Linked DNA regions of Homo sapiens: regions 2 and 3 are each linked to region 1. A link is a loop called in an ENCODE intact Hi-C map of the cell type or tissue named here. Cell type or tissue: MCF 10A. All regions are shown on one strand.

The links. Peaks named below come from ENCODE experiments on the same cell type or tissue, not always from the same donor. Only the 100,000 strongest peaks of a DNase experiment are listed, where the experiment ranks them.
Region 2: it touches region 1 in a loop (4-fold over the local background); 4 of 110 quality-filtered maps call a loop at or near these places.
Region 3: a loop joins it to region 1, with 5 times the contacts of the local background. A loop is called at or near these places in 2 of 110 quality-filtered maps.

Annotation. Positions count from the first base shown.
Region 1 is chr13:109,267,699-109,275,698 of GRCh38, forward strand. LINC03061 (long intergenic non-protein coding RNA 3061) reads left to right here. Exons shown (of 2, transcript NR_185883.1): 2 at 1-3,377. It overlaps LOC130494219 (a long non-coding RNA gene), which reads left to right and starts at 4,505. Exons shown (of 2, transcript NR_185888.1): 1 at 4,505-4,721. RefSeq lists enhancers at 1-531, 3,049-3,777. In MCF 10A, no CTCF peak of the experiment used is centred here; DNase peaks (open chromatin) are centred at 4,413 and 5,773.
Region 2 is chr13:110,014,422-110,022,421 of GRCh38, forward strand. It overlaps a transcript of LINC03082 not described here. Among named protein-coding and RNA genes, the nearest start is that of LINC00396, 35 kb to the right of the region's middle. RefSeq lists an enhancer at 2,743-3,942. In MCF 10A, no CTCF peak of the experiment used is centred here; DNase peaks (open chromatin) are centred at 510, 1,020 and 3,180.
Region 3 is chr13:109,380,672-109,388,671 of GRCh38, forward strand. No RefSeq gene overlaps it. Among named protein-coding and RNA genes, the nearest start is that of LINC00399, 16 kb to the right of the region's middle. In MCF 10A, no CTCF peak of the experiment used is centred here; DNase peaks (open chromatin) are centred at 3,230 and 3,950.

The DNA.
Region 1 (8,000 bases):
CGGGACCCCACTGGAAATCGGACTGTTCAACTCACCTGGCAGCCACTCCCAGCGCCCCTGGAACTCTGGCCCAAGGCTCTCTGACTGACTCCTTCTTGGCTTAGTGGCTGAAGACTGACGCTGCCTGATCGCCTCAGAAGCCCTGTAGACCACCATGGACACCGAGCTTTAGGTAACTCTCACAGTGGAGGGTAAGTCTGTCCCCTTCTTAATCAATATGGAGGCTACCCACTCCACATTACCTTCTTTTCAAGGGCCTGTTTCCCTTGCCTCCATAACTGTTGTGGGTATTGACAGCCAGGCTTCTAAACCTCTTAAAACTCCCCAACTCTGGTGCCAACTTGAACAACACTCTTTTATGCACTCTTTTTTAGTTATCTCCACCTGCCCAGTTCCCTTATCAGGCCGAGATATTTTAACCAAATTATCTGCTTCCCTGACTATTCCTGGACTACAGCTGCATCTCATTGCTGCCCTTCTTCCCAATCCAAAGCCTCCTTTGCGTCCTCCTCTTGTATTCCCCCACCTTAACCCACAAGTATAAGATACCTCTACTCCCTCCTTGGCGACCGATCATGCACCCCTTACCATCTCATTAAAACCTAATCACGCTTACCCGACTCAATGCCAATATCCCATCCCACAGCATGCTTTGAAAGGATTAAAGCCTGTTATCACTCACCTGCTACAGCATGGCCTTTTAAAGCCTATAAACTCTCCTTACAATTCCCCCGTTTTACCTGTCCTAAAACCAGACAAGGCTTACAACTTAGTTCAGAATCTGTGCCTTATCAACCAAATTGTTTTGCCTATCCACCCCGTGGTGCCAAACCCATATACTCTCCTATCCTCAATACCTCCCTCTACTACCCATTATTCTGTTCTGGATCTCAAACATGCTTTCTTTACTATTCCTTTGCACTCTTCATCTCAGCCTCTCTTTGCCTTCACTTAGACTGACCCTGACACCCATTAGGCTCAGCAGCTTACCTGGGCTGTGCTGCCGCAAGGTTCCAGGGACAGCCCTCATTACTTCAGCCAAGCTCTTTCTCATGATCTACTTTCTTTCCACCCCTCCACTTCTCACCTTATTCAATATATTGATGACCTTCTTCTTTGTAGCCCCTCCTTTGAATCTTCTCAACAAGACATACTTCTGCTCCTTCAGCATTTATTCTCCAAAGGATATCGGGTATCCCCCTCCAAAGCTCAAATTTCTTCTCCATCCGTTACCTACCTCGGCATAATTCTTCACAAAAACACAGGTGCTCTCCCTGCTGATGGTGTCTGATTAATCTCCCAAACCTCAATCCCTTACAAAACAACAACTCCTTTCCTTCCTAGGCATGGTTAGTGCGGTCAGAATTCTTACACAAGAGCCAGGACCCCACCCTGTAGCCTTTCTGTCCAAACAACTTGACCTTACTGTTTTAGCCTAGCCCTCATGTCTGCATGCAGCAGCTGCCGCTGCTTTAATAATTTTAGAGGCCCTAAAAATCACAAACTATGTTCAACTCACTCTCTACATTTCTCATAACTTCCAAAATCTATTTTCTTCCTCATACCTGACGCATATACTTTCTGCTCCCCGGCTCCTTCAGCTGTACTCATTCTTTGTTAAGTCCCACAATTACCATTGTTCCTGGCCCAGACTTCAATCTGGCCTCCCACATTATTCCTGATACCACACCTGATCCCCATGACTGCATCTCTCTGATCCACCTGACATTCACCCCATTTCCCCATATTACAAGCCACTAGCCCATCTCTTAGAACCTCTCATTTCCTTTCCATTGTAGAAATCTATCCTCAAGGAAATAACTTCTCAGTGTTCCATCTGCTATTCTATCTGCTATTCTGCTACTCCTCAAGGATCATTCAGGCCCCTCCCTTCCCTACACATCAAGCTCGAGGATTTGCCCCCGCCCAGGACTGGCAAATTAGCTTTACTCCACATGCCCCGAGTCACAAAAACTAAAATACCTCTTAGTCTAAGTAGACATTTTCACTAGATAGGTAGAGGCCTTTCCTACAGGGTCTGAGAAGGCCACCGCAGTCATTTCTTCCCTTCTGTCAGACATAATTCCTCAGTTTAGCCTTCCCACCTCTATACAGTCTGATAACAGACCAGGCTTTATTAGTCAAATTAGCCAAGCAGTTTTTCAGTTTATATCCCTTATAGTCCTCTGTCTTCAAGAAAAGTAGAACGGACTAAAGGTCTTTTAAAAACACACCTCACCAAGCTCAGCCACCAACTTAAAAAGAACTGGACAATACTTTTACCACTTTCCCTTCTCAGAAGTCAGACCTGTCCTCAGAATGCTACAAGGTACAGTCCATTTAAGCTCCTTTTTATTAGGCCCCAGTCTCATCCCAGACACCAGACCAACTTAGACTGTGCCCCCAAAAAAACTTGTCATCCCTACTATTTTCCGTCTAGTCATACTCCTATTCTCCGTTCTCAACTACTCATACATGCCCTGCTCTTGTTTACACTGCCAGTTTACACTGTTTCTCCAAGCCATCATGGCTGATATCTCCTCATGCTATCCCCAAACTGCCACTCTTAACTCTTGAAGTAAATAAATAATCTTCGCTGGAAGGACTATGCTGAACCTCCTTAGGCATTCTCTAATTAGATGTCCTAGATCCTCCCAATTCTTAGTCCTTTTATACCTGTTTTTCTCCTTCTCTTATTCCATTTAGTTTTTCAGTTCATACAAAACCGTATCCAGGCCATCACCAATCTTTCTGTATGACAAATGTTTCTTCTAACAACCCCCTCAATGTCACCCCTTACCACAAGACCTCCCTTCAGCTTAATCTCTCCCACTCTAGGTTCCCACGCCGCCCCTAATCCCGCTTGAAGCAGCCCTGAGAAACATCGCCCATTCTCTCTCCATACCACCCCCCAAAAATTTTCACCGCCCCAACACTTCAACACAATTTTGTTTTATTTTTCTTATTAATATAAGAAGGCAGGAATGTCAGGCCTCTGAGCCCAAGCCAAGCCATCGCATCCCCTGTGACTTGCACGTATACGCCCAGATGGCCTGAAGTAACTGAAGAATCACAAAAGAACTGAAAAGGCCCTGCCCCGCCTTAACTGATGACATTCCACCATGGTGATTTGTTCTTGCCCCACCTTAACTGAGTGATTAACCCTGTGAATTTCCTTCTCCTGGCTCAGAAGCTCCCCCACTGAGCACCTTGTGACCCCCGCCCCTGCCCACCAGAGAACAACCCCCTTTGACTGTAATTTTCCATTACCTTCCCAAATCCTATAAAACGGCCCCACCCCTATCTCCCTTCGCTGACTCTCTTTTCGGACTCAGCCCGCCTGCCCCCAGGTGAAATAAACAGCCATGTTGCTCACACAAAGCCTGTTTGGTGTCTCTTCACACGGACGCGCATGAAAAAAACCCTTTCATTTTACTGTGGGACGGCAACCCTTTCTGGGACCCCTCTCTGCAGCAGAGAACTGTTCTCTTTCTTTCACCTGTTAAACTTCTGCTTCTGCTCTGACCTCGTCCTTGGTGTGTCTGCATCGTCGATTTCCTCAGCTGTGAGACCAACGACTTGGGCACCCACCCAGGCAACAAGGCCTTTTCAGTAAGGGAAGTGGTAAAATGTTTTCAATCCCTGTTGCCAAAAATCGGCCTAAGGCTTCCCAAAAAAAGTAACCCAAAGCAGACATGGCAAATATTTGCTACATTTGATAATAAGCCAATAAATTATCTGCTAATAAGTGACTGAAATATTTAGCACACATCTGCCTTATTCTGATGACTGATCACATTTCTAGCTCCCCTGTGGACTAAAACAATATGCTTTCCTTCTCTACACAAGCAATGCTTTCTGCAGAGACACAAACTTTACATCTGAATACAAATGCAGCACGTTTTAATTCTGCCTCTCATTCTCCAGCAAAATCATGGGGAAGAAGGAAAACATCCTTAGTCAAAAGGGGTACAGGGACTTAGAACCTCACCATGCTGCAGTCACACAGGCAATAGAGAAAGATGGCGGTGGTTCCCTGGGGCAGTTCCCCTCTCAAGCAAGGAGACAGGGGCAGCACTCCTACCATCTCCCCAGGGATATAGGAGTTAAGAAGGAATTGCTTAGGCAGATAGCAAGGGCATGGGAGTCCTGGGTAAGGCTTTTCTTTTTAATGAAAAGCAGCCCCAAGTCATTTTCTAACAAAGAGCAGCCTGCAAGCTGGGAGCTTGCATAGGTGAATGCCAGCAGGAACTAAGGACTAGACATTTTCAAACTGGTGGCTCCATCTTCCCTTCCCTGCCAGCCAAGTGTATTGTAAGGAGCAGAGAAGATGGCTCTGATCAACTGGAAAGCCTATTTGCATAATTAGATTAGGGTGGGGCAACCAGCCTTCCCCCGCACACTATGTAGACGTCATACCTGATGGAACCAGTCTGTGAGCCCTATGTAAATCAGACACCGCCTTCTCCAACTTATTATATCTGTTTTGGTCCACTGCCTCCCCACTTTTCAGATGTCTCTCTCTCTCTCTCTCTCTAAGAGCTGCTCTCCTCTCTCCTTTCTTCTATCTATTAAATTTTCCACTCCCTAACCCACCCACATGTGATTGTGTCCTGAATTCTTGGTGTGTGACGATGAACCCCAGGGTGTATACCCCAGACAGCACAGCCACTTCACCAGCAGGGACAGCAGCTGTCACATGAACTGGAGATGAACTGGAGGTGAGTCTGATGTCTCGGAATTTTGAGGAAAGTGGGTAGAAAGTTGCCAAGCAAGCTGAAGAGACAAGCAAAAGGGATCATATTCCAGAAGAATTCTTAGCAAGACCACAGTCAGAACTTCAATCAAGGTGATTGATTGGTCTGAAAGGGGGAATAGAATGTAAATAAAATACAACCATGAGAAACCACATGTATGTTGTTGAACCTTATCTAGACACTAACTGTGAAAAAGCCAGCTTGGATTATTGATGAACGACATTCAGAAAACCACAATTTTGCCATGCTTATTTAGAGAACAGAGACAGTGGTATTATCAGCCTATAGCTCAATTGTAAAATTGGGATGACTAGATGTCCCGAGACTATTCTGTTCCTCGGCCCTCTCGACACTCACCTAAGAAGCTTCCAAATTTACCACTTCTCAGTCATTGTAAGGATGCTGCATGTCATAAGGATGATTATGGAAGATTATGGGCATGTTCTACATAGAGAACAAGAAAAGTCACAATATTTTCTTTTATAAATTTATATTTTGGAATTTATATTAGTTCCCCTAACTCTAAATAACCATGGGAATATTGACAAATTTGATTTTCCAGAACTTTAAAGCTGAGGCTAGACACTAACCACAGTGACTTTATCTATGTAGTAGCACACTCTACCAGCTGGGATGTCTGGATAACAAGTTCCCCAGATTGCAGCCTCCCTCCAGCACCAAGTAGGATTACGAGTCTGTTTGGTTTCATTTTAGCTATGTAGATTTGTCAAATTTTGTCACCTCTGGACTTCAGTTTTCTCATATGTAAAATGATGCATTGGCCTGAATGTTTTCGGAGAACCTTCAATCTCTGTGAGTCTCTTCACTGAAAAAATTGTTGACTTTCTTTTTTTTATTGTTCTGTTTTTCTTTTCTATGTCAAAAAAGCACTATGGTAAAAGTCTTTCAGTAAAACTTGAACCTTGGGGCTTGTTCCTGAGTTTGACATGTTAAACAAATGAAAGAACTGTTTTCAACTGATTAGTCATATCCTTCAATTCCTACGGGAATATGGGTTCGTTGTGCATGAGAAAGTCAGCCAACTTTGGCATGAAGATGTCTTTCAGGTAGGTAGGCCACCTGTGATGAAGTGAATCATTGAAGAAAGTCTATTTTCTTGTGGCATAAATACAAGCCTGAAGATTACACATAAGCTGTCATACACGTACCTCCTAAATGCAATTCCTCAGAAGTGACATGCTATCATCATTCACATTAATGTCTATTTGTGCAACTACATTGTTTAAAATAATCAACCAATTCATCACAATAGATATTTGGGAGGAGTGAGGGAGCTTTCTCTGTACTAATGAAAGAAATGACATTTCTGTTTACCATTTGTCAGTTTTAAGTAGTTAATAAATATCTGAAATGATTTTCATATTTTGATATGGTATTCACTTGTAAGGATATGCAATTTTTAAGAGTTATGGTGAGAATGTTTCTTCCATAACATTCAGCTTTGAAAAGTTTTAGGAAACTATTCATTATGTCTCAAAAGTTAAATGCACGACAAATGAAATGCCTCTTATTGGTTGCAATTTTCTAAAAGTAAGTAATGCCTATTACTTTGATATTTAACTCAAATATATTAACAATAATTGAAAGCTTTTGAGTGCTACAGGTTGATAATAAACCTGAAAGTATAGAATAATCATCTGTATTTTAAAATTTTTATTCTTAAGGCCAACAAAACAAAGTAAGAATTATGTCAGTGTTTCTAACTGTCCTACCCAGATCTAGCTCCTGACTGATAATTGTCAACAGAGTCAAACACGCCTTCCTAAGGCCAGCTCCACTTCTCCAAAGCAAGCTCCTCTCACTTTGCCACCCAGAAGCCACACTGGAACCTGGAATCTAAAGAATGTGTTTGCATTATCAAAGAACTCTCCCTCTCCTAAAGGGTCCACCCTGGGATTCCATTCTAGTGACTTGACAAAATGCTTCTAATTACTCCTTAGTTAGTTCCCATAATCCGCTTAAGGACTTGTTTACTTGTTGACAGGCAGGGTAGGAATTCAGCCTTGACAGTCTGTGTCAGTGCAACATCATAAATAAGATAAACATTATCTGAAGTGATCACAATGTTCTTGAACATCTGTGCAACATCATAAATAAGATAAACATTATCTGAAGTGATCACAATGTTCTTGAACATCTGAGCCGGACAGAATCAAGCCTGCGTCATCTTCCTTCTGATTTTCCAAATGAGCACACAGGAGAGGCCACTCTAAAGTCACCCTGGGAATGTGTCTGCCTCCAGCCCCATTCACGGCCCCTGGCACTGGCTTGTCATGAGATGGTGTTCAATGAATGCTTGTGGAATTGAATGAACACAATGTGGATTTACACCCTTTCCTGTCAAATAGCTAGTTCTAAAAAATACAGACCTGCACTTCAGCCATGCAATGCCTTTTAAGATGTTTCATACTCTGATGCAGAGGAAGATGTCTCTTGCCATTACAGAACCACACCGAGAAAGATCAAACAAAATCACACCAAGAAAATTCATGTGCAGATCATCTCATTTGCAATTATTGCAGCATGCACCAAGTCCAACACATTTCACCCACACTTTATCAGCAAAAAAGAAAACACCTGAGGGTCAGCGTCTTCTCCAGGTCCTGGCACAGGACTACCTGAACCACGGAGATGTTCAGTGGGTTGTGTAAATGACATTCCTTTCATGGAGACGAATGGGCACATGGCGTCTAAAAGCCATTCTGTAAGACATATTCCAAAAATAATTGTTTTAGTACCTTTTCAGACTGTGCATTTAAAAAAAAAAAAAGCCCTTAGCCTCTAGGTCACATGTACCAAACAGTAGTTCATTACGATGCAATACGGCCCCGCCACACTTACTAATTTTATACCAAGAGGATGAAATGATGTTGTCTAGGGAACAGGATAAGAGGAAAGGGGTTTAGGAACTCAGAATTTTATTCTGGCTCTGATGCTAATTTTCCTGTGACCTCAGCCAAGTCCTATAAATTGTTACTATCTGCAAAGTGAAGATAATGGACAAGTCTCACAGGATAGTTGTGGAGATTAATTAGGCAGCTCATTTGAGATTCAAAGTGCTGTGAGCCCACAAGAAAAGTCCTGGGGAAGAACAAAGGCGGGGCCCACGCTTCGTTTCAGCAGGCCGGGGACCACACCAAAGGCACTTCAGGGATGCATTTGGTGGCACCCCGGTATTTGTTAATTTACTGGTATTAGGAAGTCATTATGGTTACCAGGGGT
Region 2 (8,000 bases), 750 kb after region 1:
ACTATCACAATGGTCATTTATTGGGCAGTCACCATGTATTGAGGCTGAAGTGATTTACATATAGGCACCCTGCCTTGCCACGTGGCAATCCAACAAGACAGGAGTCCTATCCCTCATTTCACAGATGAGAAACTAGGCCCTGGAGACTCAGTAAAAGGGTGAAGACTTTTCCAGGATAATACATGGTTTACAGGTAACTTACTAGAAAGGGCTTCACCCTTTTACTTCACTTCCTAGTCTATAAAACAGATGAATATTTCACCTTGAAAACATTAGGTAGAGAAATTGGGTTCCCTTAGCATAAGTTTTCAACCTATGTGTAATTTATTGGGGTGTGTTGCTCCCAGGCACTCAGGACAGACAGCGAGGACCTCGGGTTTTGGTTGTGGGTGCTATTGCATGCTGTGGAGAGCTGTGTGTAACCATGAGTAAATGCAGACTTAGCAACACCTGTTAGAACCTGGGTGCAGTGGTATCTTTCAACTTGACGTCAGTGGCACTTTAAATGATTTCAAACAGAAGGGCTCCAGCTGGTCCCAGAGCTGCAGGGTGCCCTTATTAGGATGTGCATCATATAAATATAGATGTGTACATAACACAAATATAGATCCCCCTTACAGTACACTCTGTGCTTGTATTGTTTGCACAGTCATAAAGAGCCTGCTCATTTTCGGAAGACTGTTTTCCCCCAGGAAATGCAACATTTTTTTTTTTTGTTTTTTGCTGTTTCAATTACAGTTGCAAAGGAAAACATTTGAAATGAAAAGTTAAAAATAAAACCATCATTTCAAGGGAACAATGAAATGTAAGCTCAATGCACAGTAGCATTCTGGTTTTTTTTAATCTTCAACAAGTGGTTTAAAAAATTAATAATGTTAAACATTCGATGAAATAGGAAATTAAAATGACGTGAGAAACAAACCCGAGTACATTAACTATCATCTGTTTACCTGTCCTAGAGCTAACATGTAAGGCCGAGAACGTCTGGCAGGAGGCCATGCGATTGCTTACCACAAATAAACCCTGAACTTCTTGAATATCAACCACCCAAATCCAGAACCAACTTACTGTTGCTTTGGCCCAATTCCATGAAACAACTCATTTCCTTGGGACTCCATTAGGAAAAATTAAACTTGCCCCTTTATTTTTTATTGCTTTTTATTTTTAGATTACAAAAGCAGTATCTGTTCAATGCAGAAACCTTGGAAAACTAATAAAAACACAAAGATATTTTTAAAATCATCTGATACTCATAATTCCACTCCCCACTGTTATAATCACCATTAACATTTTGGTATGTTTCTTTCTGGCTACTTTTCTGTGGTCCTTTACATATGTCAATTTTTCCTCCCTGACTGGTGTTTTGCCATGCATGCCGTATGGCGCCTACTTCTCACTTAGCAATACATTATAATCTTTTGCCAAGTTTGAAATAACCTTCTCTGGCCTGATGTTTATCGATTACATAGTATTCCATTGCATGAATTATACTATATGGTTAAATAATGTCTCTGAACCAAACGTCTAATTTTGGAGTCTTCCAGTTATTTTGCCATTTTATCTATCTACACACACGCATAAATACATAGCTCTGTATTATATGTTATATACATCATATAATGTATATAAAATTTGCATGCAATCTTTAATAACTGTTGTCAAAGATAACATAAATTACCTACTTTACATCTATTTTTCTTTTCTTCCTTGTTAATATGACTCTGATTTTGGTCAGTGTGGAAATATCCCTGGCTAAATTATTTCAACTCCTATATCACGAAGTCTGGTCAATACAGTGTAAGGAGAAAATACTGAGTGGTACTTCTGGGATGGCCCTTTGGAGAGCAGCAGATGTGGCTGGCCTGTTCCTGTGCTCTTGCATGTTTGTGTTGACCATTCCTTTTGTCTCGCCTGGGACATGGATACAATGAGCACAGGCAGGCAGCCATCTTAGGACCAAGACCTGAAAACCATGGGTTAAGGAGGGTGTGGCAGGAAGTGGGAAGGAGACTGGATCCCGACACCATGACAGGGCCATTATCCTAGCCCTGGACTACTTCCTTCTAAGTCTCATGTCATATGAGCAAAAAACAAGGGGATATAGTCAATAATAATTTAATTGTATATTTTCAAATAACTAAAAGAGTATAATTGGATTGTTTGTAACACAAAGGATAATGATTGAGAGGACATATACCCAGTTCTCCATGATATGATGACTGCACACTGCGTGACTGTACCAAAATATCTCACATACCCCATAAATGTATACACCTACTGTGTACTCACAAAAATTGATAAATAAACCTCTATTTGATGGAAGCCGTTTTTCAGTTTCTGTTATTCAACACAGAACATCATACTATCTTTTCTGTTTTTTTTTTTTTTAAAGAGGCAGGGTCTTATTCTGTTGCCCAGGCTGCAGTGCAGTGGTGTGATCACAGATCACTGCAGCCTTGACCTCCTGGGCTCAAGCAATCCTCTTGCCTCAGCCTCTTGAGTAGCTGGGACTAGAGGCATTTACCACCACGCCTAGCTACAACATAATACTATCTAACAGAGTTACCTCAGTATAAGATCTTAGAAATGAAAGTGTGGGTCTCAGGGTATACATATTTTAAAGACTTTATATTGTGATTATTAATTTGCTTCCCAGAAAGTTTGTATAAATATTAGCTCTGACCGGCTGTGTGCAAGAGTACCAGTTAGCCACAACCACTGTTGAGTATTACCCACCCCAACCCAACTCCACAGGGACGAATACACTGCATTGCTGTTTTCATTCCCCTTTCTTTGCTTACTGATAATTTCAAGGAGGGTTTGGTTTCAAGTGTTTTGTTGGCTTATATTTTCCTTCTGTGAATTTGTCATTTATATATTCTATTTGCTGCTTCTTTTAAGTTGAAGAATTGTTAGAAGAAATCATGAAGACAATTGCTGGGTTTGAATTGATGCTTGCAGCTTCTGGAGACATTTGTCTTGAGTGAAAGCATCAGGTGAGAGCTCTGAGAGCAGGTGAGCCAAGGCTGGGGAAGCGTCCTAAGCCAGGGGAGCTCTCCCAGCTGGTGCTGCACGTGCGCTCCAGAGGGAAGGCTCTTGATGCCTCCCGTGCTGCTTGGGGCCCTTCTTCAGGGAAGTGAGGATGTTTCTCCCAGGATTCAGATACCAGAAGCAGGATGACCACACCTCTTTCCTCTCATTCCTGAGGTTCCCAGTGCGTCCGCCTCCTCACATTCCTATGTGTTTGCCTCATCTAGTCCATGACTGGTACCTTTTTTCCTACAGAAAAACTGAAACAACTATGCAGTTTTCCCCATTCCCATCTCAGGTTCGGGGCAGCTTAATTAGAAAGTGTCAGTAAATGTGCTTTGAGATCCTTAGAAGATGAGTTGAGTGGTCATTCCCCAAGACCTCGGCATCGGTATCGCCAAGGCGGCTTTGCAGTAAATGTTAGGGGAAGAATGGAGGGCCATTTGTGTTGTGCAGAGGAAGACAAAATGTCCATCACATAACTGAACACGACTGAGATGGTCCAATTACTTTGTCTCTCTGGCTTTTTTCAATAGTGCAAAGGAATGGTGATTAGGCAAGAATCCTAAACAGGAGAAACCCAAGTCCGTTCTGAGGTGCGTTGTGCATGGAGGCTGCTGGGCAGCACCAGTCATGCGGTAGTGTACAACAGACCTTCAACACCATCAGCATAATGATCACCCACCCGCTCTGTGCCCAGCATGGAACCACGGCCGGAGCAAGCCCGGCTGTGAGCATTCAGTGTCTTACCCAGATGCCAGGAGCCTGTGTGTCTTGGGTCGGTGTCTCTCTCCCCCACTTCCTGGCCAGGCTCTTGCCCTCTCATGTACGAATCACTAAGCACGCTCCATCCTCAGCCTCAGCAGCAGCCTCTGCCCCACTGTCCAGTTCTATTTCTGCAGTACCTCACCATCCTTATTGGAGACAGCCCTCAGAGAACTTACAAGCAGAACACCGCACCAAGTCCTAATGCAGAGAGGGAGGGCCACCTGGAGCGCTTCATTCTTCATTGATCCAACAAGCCCTCCTCCTCCTCCTTCCAATGCAGCTAAGGACCCGCCTCTGAGAAGCCTTCAGAAGGGAAGCCAGCCTAATGCCTGTCCTTCTGGAATCCTTATTTGGTTTCCTCAACTGCACTGTCTTAGAATCTTCACTCATCAACCCCTCACATCACTCCCGGCTCCTGCCAGTGATAATTTCCATCTCCTCCTTCACTCAGGCTCAGTATCTCCCAATCATCATTGATTCTTCCTTCATCCTTGTTCTCAGCTTCTACCTCTGGAATCACAAAAATCCCGACTTTAAGATTTGAAGGGCCCGTGGGGATGGCTAAGGGCTTAGCTCAATACTCTAATGTTATAGATTAGGAAACCCAAGCCTAGGGGAGTGGAAGGGGCTTGTCCACAGGCTCACTGCAGGAGGGGAGAGGAGTTGTCACTAGAAACACTTTTCAGGAAGGAAAGTTTGTCGACTGCTTGTCCAGGGCTCTTTCCATTGTATCATCCTTGCTTCTCAAATGACATGAGGCTGACACCATTATTCTAACTCTGTTCCCAAAATGTCCTCAATCCCAAAATGTCCTGTTGGTTGATACCACTTCTTTTAAAAATCTGACCTTGAGTGTGTCACCTGCAGTAGATGTTGGAACAGGATAGAGTTTAAGCCGTCATTGCGGGTCATCTTCCATTTGCTCACAATTTATATCCCACTCTGTTGCCCCAGTCACATGAGTACATTCATCCCACCATCTTCCCCACATCACTTTCCTCGGATCTGGGATGCTGCCCGGCTCTCCTGTGCACCCTGATCTCCCCTGTCCCCAAGCACTCACCCAAAACTTTGCTCCGAACGCTTCACAAGAAGCAACCTCCGCAGGGCATGGTGGCTCACGCCTGTAATCCCAGCACTTTGGGAGGCCAAGGTGGGTGGGTCAGGAGTTCAAGACCAGCCTGACCAACATAGTGAAACCTCGTCTCTACTAAAAATACAAAATTAGCCGGGTGTGGTGGTGCATGCCTGTAATCCCAGCTAATTGGGAGGCTGAAGCAGGAGAATCGCTTGAACCTGTGAGGTGGAGGTTGCAGTGAGTGGAGATCATGCCATTGCACTCCAGTGTGGGCAACAAGAGCAAAACTCCATCTCAGAAAAAAATAATAATAATAAAGAAGCAACCTCTTCTCCCTTTACTGTCCTTTATTTTCATTTTTTATTTTTATGGGTGCATAGTAAGGGTATACATTTATGGGGTACATGGGATGTTTGGATACAGGCATTCAATGGTAATAATCACATCCAGGTATATGAGGTATCCATCCCCTCATGCATTTATCATTTCTTTGTGTTACCAACATTCCAGTTAGGCTCTTTTAGTTATTTCAAAATGTACAATAAATTATCATTGACTGTAGTCACCTTGCTATGCTTTCAGACGCTAGATCTCATTCATTCTAACTCTATTTTTGTGCTCATTAACCATCTCTACTCTCCACTCACCCTCCCTACAACCACCCTCCCAGCCTCTGGTAGCCATCCCTGTACCCTCCATCTCTATGAGTTCAATTGTTCTAATGTCTAGCTTTTACAAATGAGTGAGAACATGTGATGTGTGTCTTTCTGTGCCTGGTTTATTTCACTTAACATGATGTCTTCTATTTCCTTCCCATGTTGTCACCAATGACAGGCTCTTGTTCTTTTTTATGGCTAAATAGTTCTCCATTGTGTATATGTACCACATTTTCTTTATCCATTTGTCTGCTGGTGGACACTAAAGTTGCTTCCAAGTCTTCGTTATTGCGAATAGTGCTGCAATAAACAAGGAAGTGCAGATCTCTCTTCCATATGCTGATTTCCTTTCTTTTGGGTATATACCCCAGCAGTGAGATTGCTGGATCTAAGGGTAGCTCTGTTTTTAGTTTTTTGAGGTGTCTCCATATTGTTCTCCAAAGTGGTTGTATTAATATATGTCCCCACCAACCATGTACAAGGGTCCCTTTAGTGTTCCAAAGACATCTCCCTGCAACAAGGTCCCTGTGTACCTTGCAACACAGACCTTTGTGGTCTTCCACCTATCTTATCTGTAACTGGATTATATGCTCTTGGAAGGCAAGGACAGATGTGTTTCCCCTTACACTACCTTATGAAAAGAAGACATGCAGTAAACATCCCTCAGCGGTGGCATTGGTCTTAACACAATCCTAGATGCTATGCCTTTCTCCTCCCTTACAGTTTTCTAGAATGCTTTGAACACAGTGGACAGACAGCTTGTTCTCTGAGCACTTTATTTTGGTATTCTTCTTGAAACGTATTTTCATTTCTGTCTTTAGAAAATTAAATAAGTGTGATAGCCATGGAATGATCAAGCGACTCAGACCCATTAACCAATGATCCAGGTGATGCTACTGGCGACAGCATTGACTACTTCCTGGGGAACATGTCCTGAGTGGGGGATGTCTCCTCAGCTGACAGCTGTGGAGCTGACACACACCCTGACGCCGATGTCTGGCGATTCATATTCCTTCTGCTTTCCCAGGACAGTTTTCTTTTCTCACTGCCACTTTACTCTCCCACGAGAACCCAGGCAGAGATGGGAAAAACATGTCCTTTCCTGGTGACTTTATTTGTTGAAAAATTAAAGCGCAATTTTCTTTACAAAGAAGTTGTAGGATGAGAGGGGCAGATTCCTTTCCTCTTGTTCTTTCTGCTCATGCAGTTCTGTGCAGAGGGTCCCCCCCACACCCCCAGCGCTCCTACTCAAGGAGCTGCAATCCACTTAACACACAATTCCTTGAGAGTCTGGATGTTTCCAGACTGGTGCATGGTACCAGGAAATAAATATGAATGAATAAACGATGTCTGCCCTCCAGAGTGCACTGTAATAGAAGCAGTGAGATGTACACGTTATTTTACTGTCCTGAAATAAATGCCGTAAGAATAAGGCCAAGTCCCAGCCTCATCACACATGAGGAAACAGCAGAATCACTCAGGGGAACTTAGGAAATGCTTCTTGGAGGAGATGATGGCCAGCCCGGTTTTTAAGGATGAGTGGGGGTCACCCATTGAATGTAAAGGGGAGACAAACGAGGTGCTTTTGTAAAGACAGAGTTATGAGAAGGGAATGGGGAGCAGTGGGTGTATCTAGAGCACCAGTGCTGATCACAGAGATGGGACTCTGCAGAGACCAGAGGGAAGGGTGCCTGGACCTAACCTGCGGGCAAGGAAGAGCCCTGGGATGTTCTAAGTGGAAGTAAGGAGATGATATTTGCATTATTTAAAACACCCATGGCCACAGGATGGAGGATAGATTTAGGGAGGTGAGACTGTGGCCAGGAGACCTTGTGTGGCCTGAGCAAAGAGAAAAGAGGGCCTGGCCATGGCCAAAGCCCCAGAAACACAGAAATATTGACAGACGGTCCCCAACTTATGATGGCTTGATGTTTTCTTAATTGTACTATGGTGCCACAGTGACAGGCAGTCACTAGAAACCACATTTCCAGTGCCCAGACAGCTACACTATGTTTCACTTTTGATACAGTATTCAATAAATCATATGATCTATCCAACATGTTATTATAAAATGGATTTTGTGTTAGATGATTTTGCCCAACTGTAGGCTAATGGAAGTGTCTAGGCATGTCTAAGTTAGGTTAGGCTAAGCTGCAATATTCAGTAGGCTAGGTGTGTTCAATGCATTATTGATGCAGTATTTTCAGCTTATGATGGGTTTATCAGGATGTAATTCTACTGCAAGTTGAGGAGCCACTGTATAATTGGAGCTAAGTAGTGTTACAGGACTATATATCAATCTGATATGTTCTTCTGGGTTGATGGACTACTGGGATGTTTTGTAAACATTTGTAGCAGGGAATTGATTGAGAAATTAATTTACATTTGTGTTTCCCTGTTACAGGTATAACTTTAAGGTGTTTTTCTCTCCCCTGGCCCAAGAATCCTTTGTGTTCTGAGTGTGGGCT
Region 3 (8,000 bases), 110 kb after region 1:
TGGCTCCCAAGCTAGTGCAAAAGTGTTGTCGAATGTGTCTAAATGCAGGAAGGCTGTGATGTGTCCGAGACAGAAAATACACCTGTTAGAGAGGCTTCATTCAGGCACCAGTTAGAATGCTACTGCCTGTGACTTCAGCGTTGATGAATAACAATATATATTAAACAAGGTGTCTTTAAACAGAAACACACATAAAACAAGTCTACATGTTGATCAGCTGACAAAAATATTGTGACCAGAGTCTTGAAGGAAACGAACTCTGGCTTTCCCCTAGAAGAAATGCTTCAGTATTTGCTAATTCTGGGTTTGTGTTGCCTTTATAAAACATAACTACGCCTAATAATAAGAATCATTTATACTATAAAACTTTTGATCAATTATGTATATATTGTCAACTCCGTCTACTTTTATATATTTTAAACTCTCTTTCTGCAAAATATGACTACAACTGGCTTTTCAGTAAAGACAATACTATCTAAAATATCATTTCTTCATTTTATTTTGTTGGACTATTGAGTTTAGGTACAGTAAAAGGGTGAGAATGTTTTTGTTTCATTTTGCTTAACCTCCCTCATCAAATTGGTGAGGTCTTTGGGATTGAGAATAAATAAATGCATACATACATGCATACATAATATTATTCACTTTTGTTTCTAAGTGCAAGGAAATATAGGTTAAATTAAAGTCATATGTTCATTTATTCCAGTTAAGACTAAAACTGGAAAAACCATAAATTAATGAAAAGTAACTGAGCAAAAACGATTGTTTGTGGAGATTATTGCATCAGAGAGCTAAACTAGTAAACTGAGGTGGGGAAGTTTAGAAAGAATTTATTGCAGAATGTTGATGATAAAGAGAGGATTAGGAAACTTAAAACCAAGTCTATGTTTAATTACAGATTTCAAGTCTTTTAGATATTTTAGCTCAAACCCCTAATTCCTCTCAAGGCAAAGTATTGGTGTTTACTGTTCTTGATGGCTGATTTTAGCAATTCTTCAAAGAATGAAGGAAAATGTGTGGGTGCCCAGCAAGTTGGAATTCATGTGTGTTCCATAATCTTTGTCATGTTTTCCCAATGATGACTCGAACCACATGCTTTTTAAATTCCATCTGGTTAGAGAAATTAAGAGCAGAGACTTTCTCCATTATTTCAGTTCCCCAACTGGAGAAAAACAGAGCATTATTGTTCAAAAGAGTGAGTTTTTCTAACTGACTTACCAAGGAGAATATTCATATTGTTTAACAAGTTCTCAAAATGCATGAGAATCTTGAGATTTTTGAGATTCTGACTCAGCCAGCCGTTCTCGTTTTTGTTCTTGTTTTTGTTGTCTTCTCTAAAATGTTCATAAAAACTTCCTGTCTAGAAGGCACGTTTGTGTGAGATTCCAGATTGCTTGGGTGGCTGTGGTAAGAACTGAATGTGGGCTTTAAAGTATTCCTATGCAACCAGAAGAATGCAGTCTTTGTTCAACATTTCCCTCTGTAAATCAAAAACCGCTCCCTGTCCCAGGAAAAGGCACCCCTCTTTAGGTACATAATATCCTTTTTTCTGCCCCCAAAAGCCCATAACATCTGACTCTGCTCTTCACTCCCTGCAGCTCTTCCCCATCCCTTGGCCTAAGCAACCCCAATGCAAACTCCTGTAAGTTTGCTGAGACAAACAGGGCGGTGCCTGAGTCAGCTAAAGGTTCCGTTCACTGCTAAAAAGTATAGGCTGGTGGCTCACACCTGTAATCCCAGCATTTTGCGAGGCCGAGGCGGGTGGATAACGAGGTCAAGAGATCGAGACCATCCTGGCCAATATGGTGAAACCCCATCTCTACTAAAAATACAAAAATTACCTGGGTGTGGTGGTGCACACCTGTAGTCTCAGCTACTTAGGAGGCTGAGGCAGAAGAATCACTTGGACCCAAGAGGCGGAGGTTGCAGTCAGCCAAGATTGCGCCACTGCACTCCAGCCTGGTGACAGAGTGAGACTCTAAATATATATATATATATATATATATATATATATATACACACACACACACATACACATATATATATACACATATATATATACACATATATATATACACATATATATATACACATATATATATACACACATATATATATACACATATATATATACACATATATATACACACACACACACACACACACACACACACACACACATATATATATATATATATATATATATATGGTGGGTTATCACCATGGACTGTGGAGTAGAGCTGTGAAAAATGAACATCTTTTCATATTTCTGTGAGACCAGAAAGAAAAAAGAGTGGAGAAGATGATTGTTAACAAAACGTGACTAAAAGTGGAGAGCTGAGCAAAGAATCCATTAGAAAGGAGAAAATACAAGAAAAAGGATATTAAGGAAGAGAAGAATTGTAAGAGAGGTTGAAGAATCAGAAAGCCAGGCTCAACACTGTTCCACTTAAGTCACGTGGCCTCAGCATCACTGTTGCTAAAGAAAAAATGACAGTACCTATCTCATAGGATGGTTGGGAGGATTGGGTAGATGATGGTGGGAAGTACCTATCTCATAGGATGGTTGGGAGGATTGGGTAGATGATGGTGGGAAGTACCTATCTCATAGGATGGTTGGGAGGATTGGGTAGATGATGGTGGGAAGTACCTATCTCATAGGATGGTTGGGAGGATTGGGTAGATGATGGTGGGAAGTACCTATCTCATAGGATGGTTGGGAGGATTGGGTAGATGATGGTGGGAAGTACCTATCTCATAGGATGGTTGGGAGGATTGGGTAGATGATGGTGGGAAGTACCTGTCTCATAGGATGGTTGGGAGGATTGGGTAGATGGTGGGAAGTACCTGTCTCATAGGATGGTTGGGAGGATTGGGTAGATGATGGTGGGAAGTACCTGTCTCATAGGATGGTTGGGAGGATTGGGTAGATGATGGTGGGAAGTACCTGTCTCATAGGATGGTTGGGAGGATTGGGTAGATGATGGTGGGAAGTACCTATCTCATAGGATGGTTGGGAGGACTGGGTAGATGATGGTGGGAAGTACCTGTCTCATAGGATGAGTCTTACTGCAGACCCTGGAATGCACCCATTTCTCACCTGGGCAGTAACAGGGGGGCAGCCCTCCCTGCTGGAGCATACAATGCAGGACATCACATTCCAAAGATATGTTAGAAAACCCCAGGCGATTTCAGGGAGAAGTGACTCATATACTGAAAGGAAACAGAACTGTGGCAGTGGGAAATGAGACCCAGAATGCATAGCCTAATAATGAAGCAAGAAGTTAGACCACACACATTTTATACAACCCAAAGGCATGAAACCTAGACCAATGGGTGTCAATTCTAGGCAGGTAGATTCTAGCTAGAGATAAAACAAAACAAAAACAAACAAATAAGTACAACTACAGCAAGGACCTTGGGGGCTAAACTCAACTCTCTAAATGTGTAAGCGATCTGTTATCAGAGCTAGTAAATTCACCATTCAGGGATTAAGATAAGCAGTTTAAATAATTTGCAAGGAAGAGGTAGAGGCAATTGAAGCCTTGGATACAGCTTGGAGTATTATTATTTCCTTGTAGCACATATCGGCATAGAGTAGACCTGAGACTTTTTCCCTTTTGATGGAAGCCTGACCTGGGCCTCGGAGGTGCCTGCTGCCATTTGCAGACTCCAGTCCATGTGAGGATTTGTCTTGTTAAAGCAAACTGAAGATGGCCTGAGAAGGACTCCTACCTCTATATTTGAGTCCTCATGACGGAACAGTAACCTAGCTTAATAGGCAGACAAGATTGAAAACCAAACATAATAGTATGCACCTGTAACAATAGCTGAGTGTTGGCCAATCCCAGCGGCTATACTTCAACCACTCACAGACTGCTGAGTGTTCAAACTGTCTTCAAATAAGGCAAATGCCAAGGTGCAACCAAACTCACAGTTTCTGTACCTCACTGCCAATTCCTGTACGTCACTTTACTTTTTTTGTCTATGAATTTGTTCTGACCACAAGGCACTGCTGGAGTCTCTCCACATCTGTTGTGATTCTGGAGGCTGCCTGATTCGTGAATCATTTCTTTTTTTTTTTTCTCAATTAAACTCTATCAAATTTAACTTGTCTGAAGTTTTCTTTTCTGTTCTGTTTTTTTTTTTTTTTTTTCTTTGAGACAGAGTTTCACTCTCTCACTCAGGCTGGAATGCAATGTTGCAATCTCGGCTCACTGCAACCTCTGCCTCCCAGGTTCAAGTGATTCTCCTGCCTCAGCCTCCTAAGTAGCTGGGACTAAAGGTACCAGGTGCCAGGTTTATTTTTACTAGAGAGGGGGTTTCACCATGTTGGCCAGGCTGGTCTTGAACTCCTGACCTCAGGTGATCCGCCCACCTCGGCCTCCTAAAGTGCTGGAATTACAAGCGTGAGCCACCACACCCAGCTTTTGAAGTTTTCTAACAAGTCTGCAATGCCTCTGCTGTGCTAGCACCATGCACATCCTCAAGGCAGAATGAAAAGACACTGTCTCTCTTCTCACAAAATAAACTTTTATATGGATTCCTTTGTGGCCTCATAGGAAGTTTTAAAACTCCTGCGGGGAATAGATGATCCAAATCAATAGCATTCCTTCAGTTCCTGGGAGTGTTTAATGACACAATACAGGAGGACCAGATATCTTCCTGATGCGGACGCCCACAAACCCAAGGCAGCCTGAACTATTCAGGCCAGGGGAAGTGGGGGCCTCATGGTCTCATTCGGGGTGAGCAATTGCTATGAGTTGGCCAAGTTCCCAGGATGCTGGGGAACCACACAGGGTATAATGGTGGTTGGCAGCTCCTGTACTCTCTTTACTGCTCTGGACCCTGTAACTGTTGCAAATACACAGATCACACGCACCGCCTCGGTCAAGGACCAGAGTGGGCTCCTCTAATGTATGTGGCCTTCTGCGTTCCCTGGCTCAGCTTCCCTGGGTCAGATCTCCCCAGAATGGTTGCTTGGTTTTTACTTGGCTTTATAAGGTATGTCACAGGGGATTTTATAGAAACCAAAATTCTATTAATTTGTCCTTTTCTTTTTCCTGGCTATAAGTGTTGTCTCTATTATAAATAATGATTACTAAGAATTTGTTAGTGACACTGAAAATGCGCACACTCTATGTTAAGGGAAATAACCCTGATGTAAACTTGGAAGTTGTATGTACAGTGTTGGGAGAATTGAGTGAAAAATAATGACTGCAAACAAATTAGATAGCGTAATACCAGACACATACGGTTTAATAAAGACCAACTCTTATTATCTTACCATTTCCTAGCCATAAACATTCTTCCATATTTGAATTGGCTGTTGCTGCTATTAATTCTGGCTAAGACACGTTTCACATCCTCCTGTGGTTATAATGATGCCAGCGCCTCACCCATAGTGTTAACGCATTTCTTGCTGGCCCCGCAAGGGAAGAGACAGAGGCTCAGCCTGGGATAAACTGTGTACATCGTGGAAAGTAGCGTAAATTAAAGGCCAGCTAAAGGTGGATTAGTGCTTGTGTTTTGCCTTCCTCGTAGCATCTCAGCGTTAAGAGTAAGACATGCGGTAAACAGCGCTTCTTCAAATCATAAGAAGCAACGATGTCACAGAAAAATTCATTGACTTGGTGGAGGGAGAAAAGAGCTCATACTGTTACAGGAATCATTTTTTTTCTCTTATGGAGCCTTAATAAATATGAATTTAAGAGACACAATATCTGTTTAAAAATTAATCGCTTTGGTGGAATACTACTCAGCAATGACAGGGAATGAATGTTTGCCACCAAAACATGAATGGATCTTAAAATAATTCTGTGGGGAAAAAGCAGCCAGGCAAAAACGACCATGCATGACATTACTCCATTTATATATAATTCCAGAACATGCAAAGTAATCAGTGGTGACAGAAAGCTGAACAGTAGTTGCCTGGGGAAGGGGTTGAGCAGAGGCAGGGCAGGAGAGATTACAAAGGGGTGAGAGGAACAGCTGGGGGACTGGGTTATGCATTTCCTTCAGTGCAGAAGGGCCTATTGGTGTGCACATATGCCAAAGCTTATCCACTTGCACACCCTAGTTATGTGCCATTTATTATACGTGATTCATATTTCAATCAACCTGTTAAAGAGTAAATCTATATTTTTCTTCTCATAGAGTGGGTTGGGTGTCGACATACACTCATGGTTTGAATATTTCTCCAAATATTCAAAATATTTTGCCAAATTAGCCTCACAGATGGTTAGTTATCCCCAAACTCAGAGAGTTGTATATATTAAATATATACAGCTTTCCATGTCAATCAAACCTCGATGAAACGGTTTAAAAATAGTTTACCAAACCTAAAATCTTGCCAAGATTTTTTCCTACCACTTCACTTTCAGATCAGAGTGAATTTTCTCCTACTTCTCCTTGTGCCCTTTCATGGGTTCACGTCATTGAACCAGTTTTTCTTCACTGATGTTGCAAATGCTTAATTCAGGATTCAGTGATATATCCTCAAGTTTACTCAATATTTTAGGTACTTCTCATAAGTATGAACTGGGATAAAATGATAAAGACTGTTTTCTAAGTTTTCTCATGAAGTCTAATTTCCTTCTTTTTGGTTTCTCAAATGAAGGCTTCGTTATAGCATGTAGTTAAGTTTATAACACCTTCCTATATTAAACACTCAGGTGCCTACCTTCAAGAAAGAGAAGGAAGACAATGTTGTTAGCAACCTACTAAGTCAGGGACTTTATATGTGGCCCCCAAACCAGCTCTCCTTATGTTGAAGGCACTCTCGAGTCAGAGAGATTCTCTCAGATGTTGACTGAACGCTGCCAGTGTTGGTCGCTCTAATGGGAATTGGCCTGGGAAAACTGTCCTCCTGGGTGGTGAGTGCAGCGTTTTCAGGCACTCAGCAGCCCCAGCATGGCTTCCAGACACCCATGCAGGGTTTGTGCACAGCTTCCTCTCTGCAGGGATCTGATGAAACTTGCTGCGGCATTGGCACCACCAAAACGGTCACTGACCGAGGAAGACTCAGCCCACTGCCTTCCCACTCCACAGGGCAAGAGACAGCCTTGGTCAGCCTTGGGTATCAGAGATGGCCAGAATGATGCACCCTCTCGGTAGTCTTTTCCACTTTCCAGAAGGAACTTAAATTTGACTAGAGGCAAATATCCAATTGACTAAGGGCTCCACATCACTCAGCTTGCCTGTTTGGGGAGAAGTCTATATAATGAACTAATTTTAGTTCTTAACTTGCATGTCCATGAATGCAAGTTAAAGAAAGGCAAATCTGGTCTAAGTAAAATATCTTTTGCTATGAAAATTCTTCAGAAAATACTGTCTACATAAAATGTTCCTAGGCTTTATCCCTACATTTCACTTCTGAGAATGTATTTTAACTCTACAACCAAAAACACATATAAGGATTCATATAAAAGATGTAGCTGTTTATAATTTCGTAATTATAACAGTATTTGTAAGACAAAGTGAAAATATTTACATTATTTGTACTAATGAAAAATTGGAAACATCCAATTGTTTATGAGTTACATAAACCTGAAATGCTACATCCCTCCCACAAAATATGCAGGCATTAACATTTACTAAGAATTTTAATGATATGGAGAAGAACATACAGTAAGATGCTAAAGGATAACAATAAAAAATTGCATAGTTAATGTAAAGTTGTCATGAGAATTAAATGTACAAATCAGATAATGAAATTTCAGTATATACCACAGTGCCAGTACAGGGTGTTCAGTCAGTGCTATTATTTCAAATAATATACATCTGTGCATAAGAAAAAATCCAGAATATGAAACAAAATTTTCATATAGTATTTCGGGTAAATTTATTTGCATATCCTTATGCATATTCTAAATTTTCTGCAGTGAGTTTAGGATGCATTATTAATTGAAACAAACTTATTTACAGATAGGAGGGAAACTGATATCTGAATAGTCACAACTTAGGCCAGGCGCAGTGGCGCACTCCTGTAATCCCAGCAC